Regions from separate parts of the Homo sapiens genome. Here region 1 is linked to region 2. A link is an interaction called in ENCODE POLR2A ChIA-PET data of the cell type or tissue named here. Cell type or tissue: Panc1. All regions are shown on one strand.

Region 1 (8,000 bases), 180 kb after region 2:
CTTCCAGAGGATACAAAAAAAGGGAATACTCCTTATGTCACTTTATGAGCCTTGAAACCCAAACAGATCAAGACAGAATGAGAAAGGAATATCACAAGTCCATGTTTTTCATAAACACAAACGCAAAAATCCTACATAGAATATAACATAGACATAGAATATATAGAGCACAATAGCATATAAAATTGAGACTTTATGGTCCAGTTGTTTATCCTAGGAATGCAAGGATAAGTAGTTTAATATAAAATCTATAAATGTCATCTACCATATTAACATATTAAAGGGAGAAAGAAATTGTGTGATGATTTCAATAGATGTAGAAATAAATTAAATTCAAATCCATTCAAGATTTTTAAATTTTATTCAACTAGGAATAAAAGGTACCTTCCTTAACCTGATAAAGGAGATTTACAAAACGCCTACAAAAATATCATTCTAAATGTTTTATCATAAAATATACAAAAATAATACTAAGTTTCCCTTTCGAATATCAAGAGCATCAAGAATGCCCACTATCACCATTTCCAATAACACTGTACTGGAACAATGCACTGCCTTCTCCCCCAAACCAGTGTAACACTTTTTTTTTTTTTTTGAGATGGAGTCTGGCTCTGTCGCCCAGGCTGGAGTGCAGTGGTGCAATCTCAGCTCACTGCAAGCTCTGCCTCCCGGGTTCACTCCATTCTCCTGCCTCAGCCTCCCAAGTAGCTGGGACTACAGGCACCCGCCACCACGCCCGGCTAAGTTTTTGTATTTTTAGTAGAGATAGGGTCTCACCATGTTAGCCAGGATGGTCTCAATCTCCTGACCTCATGATCTGCCCGCCTTGGCCTCCCAAAGTGCTGGGATTACAGGCATGAGCCACTGAGCCTGGCCAAACCAGTGTAACACTTTAAGATAGATAAAAAGCAATAAGGGTTGGGCGTAGGAAAGGGGGAAACTGGCATTATTTTCAGATAATGATTGTTTACATACAAAATCCAAAAGAATCAATAAATAAATTACTACAAACAAGAGTTTAGCATTGTGGCTGGATACAATATCAATGTACAAAAATCAAATTTATTTCTATATGATCATCAAAAAATTAGAAAGCATATTTTTAAAGGACATCACTTATAATAGCAACAAAAACTACAAAGAATCTAGGAATAAAATCCCCAAAAGATGTGCAAGATCTGGACAAAGAGAATAATAAATCCAAATTAAAGCATTAATGAAGACCTAATAAAAAGAAAGTTATCCCTTGCTTATGGAAGACTCAGAATCATAAAATGTCAATTCTCTCCAAATTTATATATTAGTTATTTATTATTCAATGCAATGCCAACAGGTTTTTGTTGTTGTTACTGCTGCGTGTGTGTGTGTGCAACTTGTTTGTGTGTGCAACTTGAGATGCTTGCCTTAAAATATGGGAAAACTAAAGACCAAGCATAGCCCAAAAAAAGAAGATGGATGAAGAATAAAAGGGAGATTTTGCACTACTAAATATCAAGACTTTTTATAAAGCTGTGGTAATTAAATAATGTGGTGTTGACATCAAGATAGACAAATTTTCCAGTGGAAGAGAATAGATAGATCAGAAATAGACCCATAAGTAACTGGAATGTTGATATATAACAAAGTTGGGAAAGGTGGGAAAGTTGGGAAAGGTGGGGCTAGTCAATAAACAAACCTGGGGAAAAATAAAGGTCATTTGTATGTAAAAAGTAAAATGGGATCCCTACCTCACACCATATACAAAAGTAAATTCCAGAGAGAATAAGGATTTAAAGATTTTTAGGAGTAAGAGTAAGTGAATAAATATTAGGGTACGGGGAAAAGAAAAACAGGATAAATATTAATAAATTCAAAGTTAAGAACATCTACCAAAATAGAAAATGAAAGGATACATATGGAAGGATAAATTTGCAACACATATAACTGATGAAGAATCAGTGCCCTAAGTTTGTGAATAATGTAGCAAACAATCCACTAAAACAATAATAAAAGACTCAAACTGACTGTTATATAAAGAGCCAAAGATGGCCTCTGTATCTGGGTCCCTGAGTTGTTTATTTCTTCACAGCAAGCTGGTATCTATTATCTCAAAAGCCTTTCAGCACCTAACTCAAATGTTTATACATCCAGGCATTTTAAATATAACACAACTAAGCAGATTTTTAGGCATTTAGAGCTGCTTGCCTGCTTTGTATACCTCATGAAACTGTGCCCAACATCTGTTAGTCATAGATAAGATAAATCTGTGGTTTATGAAGACTCCAATTTGCTGCTGCCCTTGGGAGCTTTCTGAAACAGAGACTTCCCACAGGCCGCTGAACAACATCACCTGGACATGGTAAGGCCACTCTCTTCTGGAAGTTTCCTTCTCTTTTCCCCTTTTGGATGGTTCCTCTCCACCCCCAATCTCTGGATCTTCTCATGCTGCCAAGGACTTCCCCTAAATACAAACCTGTCAAAGCTCACACAAATAAAGCTTGAGTGTGCTACTGTCACCTCCTGGTCATATATTTTTTCTTGCTCAGCCCTAAAAATCCCTCAAATGCCCTACACTGACATTTCACAGAAGAGAAACTACAGATGGACAATACATATTTAAAAGAGATGCTTAACCTCAATAAGGGCAGTTTGAGACCATGCATTAGCAAAAGCCAAGAAATCTGAGGTGTTAGAGAAGATGTGGATGCTGGTAGGAGTATAAACTGGTACAACCACTTTGGATAAAAATTTGGTACTATCATATAAAGTGGAATACTGGCATTCCAAAGTCCTATCAATTTTATTCCTAGGTAAATACACCCAAGAGACATTTTTGCACAGGGGCACCAGAAAGCAATGCTGATTTCCAACACTGTTGGAAAGAGCAAAAGACTGGAAATTGCACAAAGACTTGGCAGCTGGAGAATGGATAAATTATGGTACATAATGGATTTTTATGTAGCAGTGAAAATGAACAAAATGTAACTTCGGTCAATAAAGATGAGTAAAGAAAAATGTACCAGGCCCAGGCCTCTAGATGAGAGTTTGGAAATACACACAAAACTAAGAAAAGTAAAAATACATTGCTTAGTAATATATATAAATGTGAAAAGAAATTAAAGCAATATAATAGTTGTGTAAACACAAATTCAGGATGGGAGTTACTTCTGATGGAGAGGCAGTGGCACAAGATGGGGACCACTTACAAGCTGATGAAAGTTAATTGATAATATTTTAGTTCTTGGTTAGCATGTCAAGTTAAAGAAGGTGTTCATTATATTATTTTAAAAATGAATTCGTTTAATTTAATTTAAACGGGCCATTCAAAGACTACTGGTTATAATGTATTATTGGCTAATTCTGTGGTCTTTTTAAAAGAGGATTGTACCTACGTATCTTCTCAGGCCTTCCGGCCCAACCACGTTATAAATGACTAAGGAGTTCAATCAAGGCCATGGGCAAAAATGCAGCATCCTAAACCCATGTACCTACTCCCCACTGTACCCAAAACAGCGGCATTAACACAACGTAAAAAACCAAGGAAGACGTAGCAACAAAAACCTTAATTTCCTAGAGCGCAAACAAAAGAGGTTGAATCACGTGGTTCTTCCTCCCACGCCCGGCGCGCCAATGATGTCACCAATCTGCGACCAGACCATTGATTCCCGACTGAAGGTAGAGAAGGCTACGTGGTGGGGGAGGGTGGGGGGAGGGTCGCGGCCGCACTGGCAGTCTCCGGGTGTCCGGCCGTGTCCCGAGGAAGTGCAAGACCCGGTAAGAGCCTCTGTCCTTCTCGGCTACACCTGCCTGGGCTGGAACGCGCGGCCCATGCGGCCTCTCCAGTCTCTGGCGTTGATGTTAGAGGAAGCGTGGGGGCGCCCCGGCAGGGCACTGAGGGTGGCCGCAGGGCTGGGTGGGGACGCAGCTGGTAGGGGCACAGTGGCCGGTCTCGGCAGCCTTCCAGGAGGCGGACGCCCGGGCCGGTGTACTTTTGTGCGTGTGTGCGCGCCCGTGTGTGCGCGAGTGTGGGCGGCAGAGGCTGCGCACGGATGCTCCGGCGCTCGTGCCAGCCGGAGCCCAGCAGCTGGGTACCAAAGGCCCAACAGCTGGGTACCAAAGGCCCTTGTTTCCCTCTCGCCGGCTCCCCCGCCTCGGAGAGTGACTGGAGAGTGAGCTGCCTGGGACTCGCCGCGGTAGGCGCTTTTGCTGCGCCTTCTACCACAAACTGCGTTAGGACCGGCCCTTTATCCCAGAGATAACATCGCCGCCCTGGCGTGCCTTCCACAGGGAAGGCGTAGGAGGCCACTGTGGAAAGCTCACTGCGGGGTCACGGCCGCCGCGCTCAGCCTGTCTGGCCTGGTGCAGGAGGCCTAGTTGCGTCACCTCCTCTTCCTTCTCTGTTTAGCTTGATTTGGGGGCCCCACTAGAGGGTAATCCGGCCCCAGGTGTTTCGTGTTGGTATCAGAGTTTGGGAAACTTGCCTTCCAAAAAGGGATACCTGTCATTGGATTTTGAATGTTGTGTGGAGGAGCCCAAGTATGCAATTAGCGGAGGGAGCAGAGTCTAGGCTGCCACGGGAGGAGACTTGCAAACAGAGGCCTACACAGTGTCTTGTTGCTAGAGAGGGAGGCAGGATTGCTAGAGCGGGTCATTGGGGGCAGAGAAGGCAGGGGCGTCAAACTGTCAGCAGTTGTGATGCCAACTTCTTTCTCCACCAGAGAAGCCTTGTTCCCATCCTTTTAAAGATCTCTTGAAATATCTTGGTCGTTATTTACAAACAGTTAGTGCTTGCTATATGGGAAAAAGGGAAATAGAGTGGAAAGGGGACATGAACTTTGGAGTCAGGTCTGCCACTTTGCAGCTGTTTGACATTGAATGAGTTATTTAACCTCTCCACTCCTACTTGGGCTTATCTACAAAATGAAGATAATTATATCTACCTTGCCCGAGGTGTCAGAATTCGAAGTGTCTAGCTATTATTAGTAAGGGCCCAGTACCCAGGAGCTTGGACTTGCTCCCTTGCTGAAGGTTTCCTATTGGTACAGCTGCTTGAGAAGCAGGGGAACTTTTTGCTATTTTAGATGTTTGCTATTCTGCCAGATATGATATGCAGACTTGGGGGTGGTAGTGGAGGGGAAATCTCAAAATCCATAATCTCTCTGCTGTACACTTCATTAAATTCTAGAACTGCAAAGAGGTGAAGATCTCACTTTAGGCCGGGTGCAGTGGCTCATGCCTGTAATCCCAGCACTTTGGGAGGCCGAGGCAGGTGGATCATGTGAGGTCAGGAGTTCGAGACCAGCCTGGCCAACATGGTGAAACCCCGTCTCTACTAAAAATACAAAAATTAGACCAGCATGATGGTGCACATCTGTGATCCCAGCTACTTGGGAGGCTGAGGCAGGACAATCTCTCAAACCCAGGTGGTGGAGGTTGCAGTGAGCCAATATCCACCATTGCACCCCAGCCTGGACGACAGCGAAACTGTATCTCAAAAAAAAAAAAACTCACTTTATTAATTATAGCTTCTCATTTTATTTTATTATTTTTCAATTTTATCCCGAGTAGCTGGGATCACAGATGTGCACCACCATGCCTGGCTAATTTTTTTTTTTTTTTTTTTTTGAGACAGAGTCTCACTCCATCGCGCAGGCTGGAGTGCAATGATGCGATCTCAGCTCACTGCAAACTCTACCTCCCGGGTTCAAGTGAGTCTCCCTCCTCAGCCTCCCGAGTAGCTGGGATTACAGGAGCATGCCACCATGCCTGGCTAATTTTTGTATTTTTAGTAAGACAGGGTTTCACCATGTTGGCCAGGCTGGTCTCGAACTCCTGACCTCAGGTGATCCACCTGCCTCGGCCTCCCAAACTGCTGGGATTACAGGTATGAGCCACCGTGCCTGGCCTATGCCCGGCTAATTTTTGTATTTTTAGTAGAGATGGGGTTTCACCATGTTGGCCAGGCTGGTCTCGAACTCCTGACCTCAAGTGATCTGCGCACTTAGGCCTCCCAGAGTGATGGGATTACAGGCATGAGCCACCGCGCCAGGCCTTTCGCTTCTCTTTAGCACTTGCTATGTACCTGACACGGTGTTGAGCACTTTACATATACTAACTTATTTCATCCCTCTAACAACTGAGTGCACTAAATATTATCCCCATTTTATAGATGCAGAAGTGAATCTTGGCTAAGGTCCTGACATTAATTAACGGCAAAGCTGGAACTTGAAGCCAGCTGTGTGGTTTGAGTCTTGCTCTTTCTCAGTGTCTAGCAAGTCTTGCTCTTGCCCTTGCTCATCAGGCTATGTGGTTTGAGTCTTGCTCTTTCTCAGTGACTAGTATCCCAGCAATGTAAACCTGGTGCAGTGGGGGAAAGGAGGCCCAGACAGAGTTTAGTGGGCCAGGATTGGCTGCAAGAATAACATCTCAAATTGTCTAATGATACATTATCTTTTATTTTACATTTTTTACTCAGCATTGTCCAGATATGAACCAAGGTTTGGCCTTTTCACCCAGAGAAAAAGGACAGGCTCATGGGTACACTGTGCTGGGATGACGGGCACAAAGTAGGTATTCGGAAAATGCTTGTGGAAAAAAGAAATCCTGAGGCATTGTTATTTCTGCCAGAAGGAGGCCCAGTGCTTATTACACACAGGCTCCTTAAGCCAGCTATTTTTATACTATAACACACTGTAATATGAGCATTTTTCTGATTCATGGATTTAAAGATTTGAAGCCCTGTTTCAGACCAAGATTGGTAGTATTATCTGTGACCAACTGATTAGAGTTCTCAAATATGTGAACAACAGAATCTGAGCTTTTGGGCTTCTGTAGTAATCTCTTGAGATAGAGCAATTTGTTTTGCTATAACATCTGTTAGACTTGGACCTTAATGGGTACAACTGCTTGAGTTTTCTGGAGAACACTGGATGATTGTTTGACATCAGGGATAAAGAGTTCAAAATATTAAGTTTGTCTCAAAATTAAATATTTGGGAAAGACCTGTGATTGATGTGCATTCATTGTAGGAATAGTACACTAGTTTTAAACAGATGATATTCCTGGTATTTTTGATGAGCTATTCTGTGTCTTAAAGATGTTTAAAGATGACTTGTAGTTGTATAGTGAACTATTAGGAACATACAAAATTTATATAACCCATCCATATAGACTGTGACTTACACCCCCCTCAGTTCCTCCACCCAAGGAGGTCTAGTTGCTGCTTCTATACCCTCTGGTTACCTTGAAGCTACCTATTTCACCATCTTTATCAGACTTTATCAGACTTAATAGGTGAGACCCTCTGACATCAGCCTCCCTTTCCTTCTGTACCACCCCTTGCCACATGCACACAGAATGAAGCTCTTCTCCAAAAGGACTGTATATTAATCTACTTGCAAGTGGCACAAACCCAGTGTAAATTAACTTAAGCAAAAAAAGGTTTTTTCCTCCCTTTGATTATTTAACTAGAAAGTCCAAAGGCAAGCTTCAGGCATGGCTGGATCCTGGGGCTAAAATGATGTCATGAGGGCTTTCTTGGCCCTTCCTTTTTCGGCTCCGTTTTCTTTATTGACTTCATTCTCTCTTGCTGCTTTCTTTTTCTTTTTTTTTTTTTGAGATGGAGTCTTGCTCGTCTTGCTCTGTCGCCCCCAGGCTGGAGTGCAGTGGCACGATCTTGGCTGGCGGCAACCTCCACCTCCCAGGTTCAAGTGATTCTCCTGCCTCAGCCTCCCGGGTAGCTAGGATTACAGGAGCCCGTCACTACCCCCGGCTAATTTTTGTATTTTTAGTAGAAATGGGGTTTCACTATGTTGGCCAGGCTGGTCTTGAACTCCTGACCTCAGGTGATCCACCCGCCTCAGCCTCCCAAAGTGCTGGGATTACAGGCATGAGCTACTGTGCCCGGCCTTCTTGCTGCTTTCTCTATGCATACTGAAAAAGCTCCCTGTCAGCAACCCCAAGCCTATGACCTGATGGCTGTCTTTTAGCGTTGTAAATTAACCATTGCTGACAAGGAAATA
Region 2 (8,000 bases):
GAGCCTGGCATCCTTAATAAAGTTGCAGGGATGGGAGGTGCCGTCCCTACATCCAGGCCAATGCCGGGCACGTAGCAGGTAGTCAGTGAATGTTTATTGAATTAAACTGAAGAGACTACTGTGACCCAGGATGGGATACAGAGCAGTGGCAGAGTTCATATAATCCAGTCCCAGAATGGGAGCTTCAGAGATCATTAATTTCAAATTGTGGTTCTTGGCCATATTCAAAGTAAAAGGCATCAATCAGATCAATGGGGTGGAGATCCACTCTTGCCTGGGGATATCAATCCCCTCAAGATCTAGCGTTGGTCTCAGATGTTTCCAGTCTTTTTCAAACTCAACAGAAACGTAACGGTAGTAACAAACTATGGGCCTTCAACCTCATGAATTTGAAATACAAGGGACCAAAAAAAGGGGAGGCTTTTAATTTATTAGGTATATAAAAGTGGATATTTTCATTAAATACCAATAGAGTTCTGAGCAGACAGGGAAATTACTTGAAATTACAGGACATAAATTATAGGAAGCCTCACTTCCTGTGGCATAATTGCTCTGTGGATGGGAGTGTCCTCCTGGGTGCGTGTAATGTGCTGTCACAGGGACATGGGTGTCTGTAATGCAGGAGGTGTTGCTGGCCCAGGTGCTTTGGGGTCCCACCGCTAAATGAGTTAGTGGTGTCTTCCCCTGAAAGAACAGACAGGACAACTCACGTTGCGTCTTGCTCTGTGCCCTCACCCTCCCTTCTCCCTGTAAAAGAAAGCAGGCTCAAGTCACATCCTGAATGTAACCTGTAAGGTGTCCTGGCACTGAGAGACAAGGTATAATAGCAGAGCACGTACTGACCTCTCTAAATTTTCCAACCCTAGTACAGTCTATAAAAATGGTGAGTCCATTCATTCGTTTACTTATTCAACAAACATTTATTGTAGGACTACTTTGTGCTAGGCATTGAGAATCCAGAAATAAAGCAGACCTGATTCCTGCCTTTGGAAATTGGTTTGTCCTAGACCTTTATCCACTGTGACCCAGGGTCATAAGTGCCATAATATGAGGGTCTGTGAAACACCAAGTGGCCACGGAGGAGGGAGTGATGCATTTCTCCCAGAGAGGCTGGGCAGGTTTCACGCGGAGATGATGCTGTGCCCTGCATTCGCCAGGAGCAGAGACCTTGTATGCTCAGGACAAAGCTGGCCCAGAGCGTTTCAGGAGAGGAAAAAAAAAGAGAAGGAAGCTGTGCCTGTCCTCCGAAGGGAGGTGGAGGCTGCCCAAACCCCCCAGGTAGGGGCTAGAGTCCCCATCCTTCTTCAGACACCTGGTAGAGGTTTCCTAAGGGTGTCTCTGGCTGGTTGGTTGATGAATTAGAAATACCTTCATTGAACCTCCGAGATCTTGAGACCCCCAGACAGACTTCTCAGCCTGGCTAGGTTTGAGCATGTCAGCTCCTTAACTCAGGTGTGATGAGCAGATGGAAGGAGGGAGCTCGGGCCACTCGTACTGAAGGGGAGGAGACCTTGACAAGGAAATTCCAGATGGGGGCCTCCTCTGCCAGGTTTACATCCCTCTCCTGTCCCACTTTCATGAGTGTGCCCCTGGATGATCACAGCACACAAGGGAAATTGAAAATGGGGAATGTGTTCCAGAGAACAGCGACTGGTGATGGGGATTCACTGGAGCGCTGCTCTTCTTTGGGCCTCGGCCTCCTGCCTGGCCCAGCTGTGCACAGTGGGGCTAGAAAGAAAGGGAGAAATAGAGAGAGGAGCTACACCACCAACTGGGCCCGAGAAGTCAGAACACCATGGAATAAATCCTCGTCAGACTACACTTTGAAGACAGAAAGCTCAGAGCTGATACATTAGCAAGCGCCTCAGAGACGATGGTGTGGCCACATCTTGTCTAGCGCTTTGTATTTTTTAGAGGGTTTTCACATCTATGAGGCCTTGGGCCTGGCCGCCTTCACCTTTTTGCCTTTTAGGTTTCAGCATAGATATTTCCTCCTCCAGGAACTCTCTCTGGCCATCGTCCCCCTTCCCTGACCCCAGGGTGCCCCTTCTAGGAGTGGACCTAGCACCAGCTCTTATAGCAGCGGCTCTTACTTGTCCCTGCGTGTCTTATGTTGGTTGTGAATACTATTTCTTGCCTGCAACTCCCTTCTCTGACTGTGGGCTCCATGGCAGTGGGGACTGTATTGGTTTCACTGTTGGACCCCCAAAGGCATGAGAGTGCCTAGCACATAGTAGGTGCTATTCAATGAGTGTAGGCTGAATAAATGAATGAATGAATGACAAAACTGGGGTAGGCATGGCAGATTTACTCCCTCCTCATTCTAAGGAGAAAGTAGAGCCTCTAACAGGCTGAGAGCCTGACCTGAAGCCCACAGACCTGGCATCTGGCCCGTGCTTTCTGCATCCTAAGGGGCTGCGGGTCCCAGCAGGTTGCCCAGTGAGCTGGCCATGCCCACCATGGCCCTCCCTGCCACTCTCTGGGAGGCCCACCTCGATCCCAGCACCTTTTCACTTGGATCGGCCGCTGGCCATGGATTGCCATGGTTACTACACCAGCCCTGGCAGTCTCTGTGTGACATTTTGGTTTTATTTGCTAAACATTTAAACACTTGGGCTTAACCCTTTCTGCCTCAGAGGGGGCTTTCCTGCCCCTGCTCCCTGTCCCTCAGGTGTGAGGGCCCCCGGCTGCTCTCCCTGGCCCTGGCTGGCGTCTCCGATGGGGTGGGTGTGCTCGTGGTGGCAGCAAGGCTTGTTTCTCGGCTGCCTGTATTGACTTTCTGTTTTGTCTCTGGGGAATGTCATCCTGGATCATGCTCTCACTGGGTGGTGCTGTGTCCATTAACAGGTGTGAAAAGCCCTGCTCCGGGCATGTTAAGGCTTGACCTCCCCGTCAGCTGGGGTTCTGTTGACTTCCAGGCAAACGCCTCTTGCCAAGTCCTCCAGGAGCTTCCTTAGCTCCAGGAGTTCAGGACGGGGTGGGGAGGGGTCATCTGCCCTTGAACCCTGGCAGGAGGACAGAGGGGAGACTGGTTTCGGGAAGAGTCCGTGTTTGTGAATGGGAAGGCGGTGCGTCGCCTGGCCTCCCACGCCTCCTCCCCTGCGGGCTTAAGATGAAGCCTCCCAGGAAGAGGAGGCGGCCCGGGAGGCTGAATCCACCCAGCTATGTGTTACCTTGGAAACCACACACTTGTCCTCGCCCTAGGCCATGTGAAGTGAGGGGGCCGTGGACACGCTTCTCAGGAAGCTTCCAGTGTAACTCAGGATACAAAAAATCACAGTCCCAGCATGGGCAGCTGAGAGAATGAAAATGTTCAAAAAAAAAAAAAAAAAAAAAAAGCAGCCTAACAACTGCCCTGCCCAAGGGGCTCCCACCCCAGCAACCCTCTGCCCATTCTACATGGGACGAGAGGCCAGGGCCAGTTTGTCTGGGATGCTGATCACTTGTGAGCTTGGACAAGCTACTTGTTCTAGCTCAATCTCAGTTGTGTTGTCTGTAAAGTGGGCAGATTAGGCCAGAGGATCTCTGAGAACTCTGATTGTAGCCAGAATTCCATGTCTGAGGGGCACTGCCTGACAAGGAGAGGAAAATGTCGGGAGAGTGGCTGTGAGCGGTTTTTGGTAACAATGACTGACCTGGTTTGTGTTCAGGAGGCCCTTTGTGGGACTGTCCGAACAACTTCTGTCCCTTCTCTTAATAGCCTTGCCTCTGCCCAGTCACAGAGCTGGCTGTCCCCTAAACACAGCCTCAAACTTGACATAGAAAACAATAATAAAGACAGCTCTTTGGCTCCAACATCTTAAAGTTTAAAGGTGACTCCTCTTGAGTCTCTTACACACAGGAGCTGGTCAGACAGCTTAAAGTTTTCAGGATAATAGAGTAAGTGGCCAAGTCCCCTGCCTTAACAATCCATTCCAAACTCCTTCCATGAACGCGCACTCCCACTTCTCCAAAGTCATGGGGAACAAGTGCTCAGCTTAATAGAATATTCTGTTTCTCCATCATTCTCAGCAAACTATCGCAAGGACAAAAAACCAAACACCGCATGTTCTCACTCACAGGTGGGATTGAACAATGAGAACACATGGACACAGGAAGGGGAACATCACACACCGGGGCCTGTTGTGGGGTGGGGGGATGGGGGAGGGATAGCGTTAGGAGATATACCTAATGTAAATGACGAGTTAATGGGTGCAGCACACCAACATGGCACATGTATACATATGTAACAAACCTGCACGTTGTGCACATGTACCCTAAAACTTAAAGTATAAAAAAAAAGAAAAAAAAAGAATATTCTGTTTCTCTGAGAGTGCCAAGGTGTGTCATCCCTGACTTTTTCAAAGTTAATCCGTTCTATTTGGTTTTGTTGTTACCATTTTTCAATGATGATCATTTCCCCCGTGGCAGCGGTTCTCAATCAGGGGTGTGCCTCAGATCCCCCGTGTCATATCTGGGTCCTGCATAGGCAGGTGAACCCCACTGCCTGGGAATGTGTGTTTTGACAGCACCGCAGGGGGGCCAGTGCACACTCTTATTAAGAAACATGGCACTCAATTAAGCTCAGGGAGGCCAGCGTCTTCCCAATCATCCCTGCAGCCACCCCTGCTGTGCCTAACGAAGAGCACTGTGCATAGTAGGACTCAGTGACTCCTGGGGTAAGGATCATTGACTCTCTGAGAATTTGTAAAGTTGGAAGGCACTGTTGAATCTTTAGTGTTTGGAGGCTTCTATACAAGTGTTGTTGCATTGTGCTATCAAGAAAATTCTGATAATTCTAGTTTCCTGTTGAGTACAAATCTAGTAAAATGACATTTTCCTGTTTTTAAGAGAAAAAATGGCAAAATCACCACTGCTCAAATTCTCCAAAACCCAACAATTGGACGAGGAAAAGAGATGAACTGCCCCGATTTACCTTTGAATTAAAGAATTCGATGCAATTCAATTGAGCAGTTTTGTTTCCTCCAAAGGCATCTCCCATACAAACCTGTCCTGTTAGCATGATGGTGGGAGAGACACTGAGCCTGCGGTCCGTAGACCTGGGTCCAAGTTGAGACTTGTTCATTTAAAACACTTTTTAAACTTGTGGTAAAATATACATAACCTATAATTTAGCATTTTAACCATTTTTAAGTATATGGTTCAGTGACGTTAATTGTCTAATTATATTCTTATATATATATTTGTATCCTTATTATTGTATATTTGTCACCACCATCCATCTCCAGAACTGACTTTTGTCATTTTCTGTGTGGCCTTGTGTGCCTCCACCAAGGCTTGTGGTGAGCTCTCTTCGCACATCATCTCCACAAGCATCTCCCACTTTGTCAGCCCCTAAACTTACCTTTACCCTGTCCCATCGCCCTAACGTCACGGGCCGGGGTTCTGATTCCAAGTTTCGATTGGGGAAGTGGTTGGTAATCCCACAGGTGGTAATAGTGTCGCCTCCATCTGTTGATCTCTTGTGTGCTGGAGACTGTGCCTTTACTTTATCATCTCAGTGATTCTTGGCGACAGTCCCGTAGTTAGGCTCTGTATTCATACCCCCTTTATAGATAAAGCAACTGAAGCAGAGAAGGTAAGAGATGTGTCCACAGTCATGTGGCTGGTGAGGGCAGAGGGTTTTGAGGTCAACTGTTTGAGTTGACCATCTCCAAAGCTAGCCAGGTTGCCCTGCCTGGGGGAGAGAGGCCCGTCCTCAAATTAACTCTTCTACCCCTGGTTCCTACAATGGCTAGAAGCAGCCTAGAAGGTGGGCTGAGTCATGGGGACTTCCCTCCAACAAGGGTGAATATTAGGAAGCCTAGGGCTGAACAGTAACCCAGTGTTGGTCCAACCTTGCAGCAGCTCTGGAGGCCCTCATCCCAGCCACACCCCCACCTTGGCTGTGCCTTGTGGTGGCTCCTCTGCCTATTAAAATCCCTTCCTTCTCCTGGTTTCCCTATTGTCCTCCCCTTGGGTCCAAGGCTTGCCTCAAGGATGAGGCCCAGCACCCTTGGGGAGGTAGAAGGGCAGCCATCTCAGGGTAACCTGCCCAGCCATCAGAACTGGGACCCGCTTCAGTTTCTCTGCCTTGCCTTCTGATCCCAAGGAAGGCTAGGGTCTTCCTTGAAGCCTCACTGAGCCCCATACTGGGTCTTGTTCTTTCTTGCCTCCCTGCCTTCTGAGGGGCTGACTTCTACTTCTGCTCGCCTGGAGTCACAGTGTCCCTGATAGTCCCCAGGCCCTCAGGATCAGACCTGCCTCTAACCCCAAGCCATCATCTGCCTGGGCTGAGTCTGGTCTTTCCCTTAGACACTGTGCCTTGGGCTGCCAGTGGCCTGGGTGAGTCAGGCTTCAGCAGCTCTTCCTGTTTCCCCGCCCATATTCTCCCCTCCTTCTGCCCGTTCCTATGGTAAGGTGCCAGCAGCCTTCCACCCAAACTCCCCTAAGCTGGACCCAGGACTTCCCTAGATTAAATGCCCCCACTTCCCTGCCATAATCATGTCAATAATCCTGTTTCCACCCTGATCTTGCTACTCTGAACAGGATCTGCTTGGTCCACAGCAGCCCAGGGATCTGGTGACACACTGACCCTTACACACCACTGGGATCAGGTCAGTACAGAAGGCACCGACCTGCTTTCTCACTTTGTTACTGCAGCCAAAGACAGCCAGTGACTTTTAGCTTTCATGGTAGCCTGTTAGTTTATATTGAATTGAATATTTACTAAAACCCCTCTGTCTTCTCATGAGCTGCTAAGCAGCTCCCCACCCTCTGCCCCCTCAATCTCCCATCCTTCCTAATACCGTTGGCTTTTTAGGTGAGAACTGTACCTTTCATTTTCTTCTGTTACGTTTCCCTGCAGCTGTTTCAGCCCTTCATTCTAGTCTGTCCAGGCCTTTTAGCATCTCACTCAGCAACATGTATTTGGGGGCCTCCCAGCTTCCTGCCCTCCCACATGTGATGAGCCTGAGTATAATAGCTTCATCTAAACCATTGATACAAATGTCGAACCAGAAGTCAAATCTGGGAGGTAAACTTTCTTTGGTTGGACTAAAGACAGGAGAAGTAAAGAAGAAACTTCAAGGATTTGCAAATCTTTTTCATCTTAAAAGTTTTGTGGCCTCCTGTGAGGTTGTAGTTTTATGTGCCCTCCCACCCCAGCCCCCAAATAAGCCTGCTCTGCATTCATAGAACACGTGTTTATTGAGCCATGCTCTGTGAGGGGCACGGTGCCTGGTATGGGACAGAGCTGTGAACTACAGACTGGACCCGGTCTCGTGTTACTCACAGTCTGTGAAATGAAAGCGTGGCTGCTGGTGCTGGGGCTTGGCTGCTGGGGCTGAGTGTTGAGTCTGTGAAATGGACGGGTGAAGCCGTACACCTGGTCACTCGGTGAGATCACGTTGTGTCACAGGAGAGTGCTGAGGCATGGCCACCGTGGCTGGACGTTCTCAGAGACACTGCTCAGCCACAGCAGCTGGGCCTGGCTATGACCACTGACCTGTGACTACATCAGGCACAGCCACAAACCAGAGATCAGTAACCAGACACGGCGGAGCCATCCAGTGGGCGCAGAGCAGCCACCGCCTCTGAACTCAGAGCCACGAGGCGGCTCTGCGGGAGCCGCCCGACACCTGCCTGCTGTGTGATCGCCAGCAGACCCTGCCCCTCACTGCCCTCAGATCCCTCACTTGTGCATCTGGGGAGGAAGCTAAGGGCTCTCCAAGGTCCCTATCAGCTCTTTATGGTGCTTCTTGCTAGAATGTGCTAGAAACCATATCGATTTGAGAGCAAAGAGAAATTGCCACCAGTGGGTGTGTATGTGTGGAATGGGAGGCGGGGGAGTGGGCAGGGCGATATTTGTCTTCCTGCTGCTGTTAGAAATAGCAACTATTCTCTCCCCTGAGGACTGGACAAAAGGTGATTAATTCATTCAGCACAGAGCTATTGAAGGGCTGTTCTGAGCCAGGCACCGTGGGGACAGCAAGGTCCCTGCCCTAAACAGGCTTGTGATC

What was found. ChIA-PET counts read pairs that join two places held together with the same protein. Peaks named below come from ENCODE experiments on the same cell type or tissue, not always from the same donor. Only the 100,000 strongest peaks of a DNase experiment are listed, where the experiment ranks them.
Region 1: POLR2A ChIA-PET joins it to region 2 with 12 read pairs; 3 of 35 experiments call an interaction of 5 or more read pairs at or near these places.

Annotation. Positions count from the first base shown.
Region 1 is chr1:154,623,608-154,631,607 of GRCh38, reverse strand. It overlaps LOC124904427 (a long non-coding RNA gene), which reads right to left and starts at 3,652. Exons shown (of 2, transcript XR_007066635.1): 1 at 3,541-3,652; 2 at 1-50. It also overlaps a transcript of ADAR not described here. RefSeq lists an enhancer at 3,740-4,525. In Panc1, no CTCF peak of the experiment used is centred here; a DNase peak (open chromatin) is centred at 3,497; H3K4me3 peaks cover 2,032 bases; H3K27ac peaks cover 2,627 bases; H3K27me3 peaks cover 227 bases.
Region 2 is chr1:154,808,547-154,816,546 of GRCh38, reverse strand. The region is part of intron 2 of KCNN3 (potassium calcium-activated channel subfamily N member 3); the gene reads left to right. Among named protein-coding and RNA genes, the nearest start is that of KCNN3, 58 kb to the left of the region's middle. RefSeq lists enhancers at 2,315-2,972, 2,973-3,632. In Panc1, no CTCF peak of the experiment used is centred here; no DNase peak of the experiment used is centred here.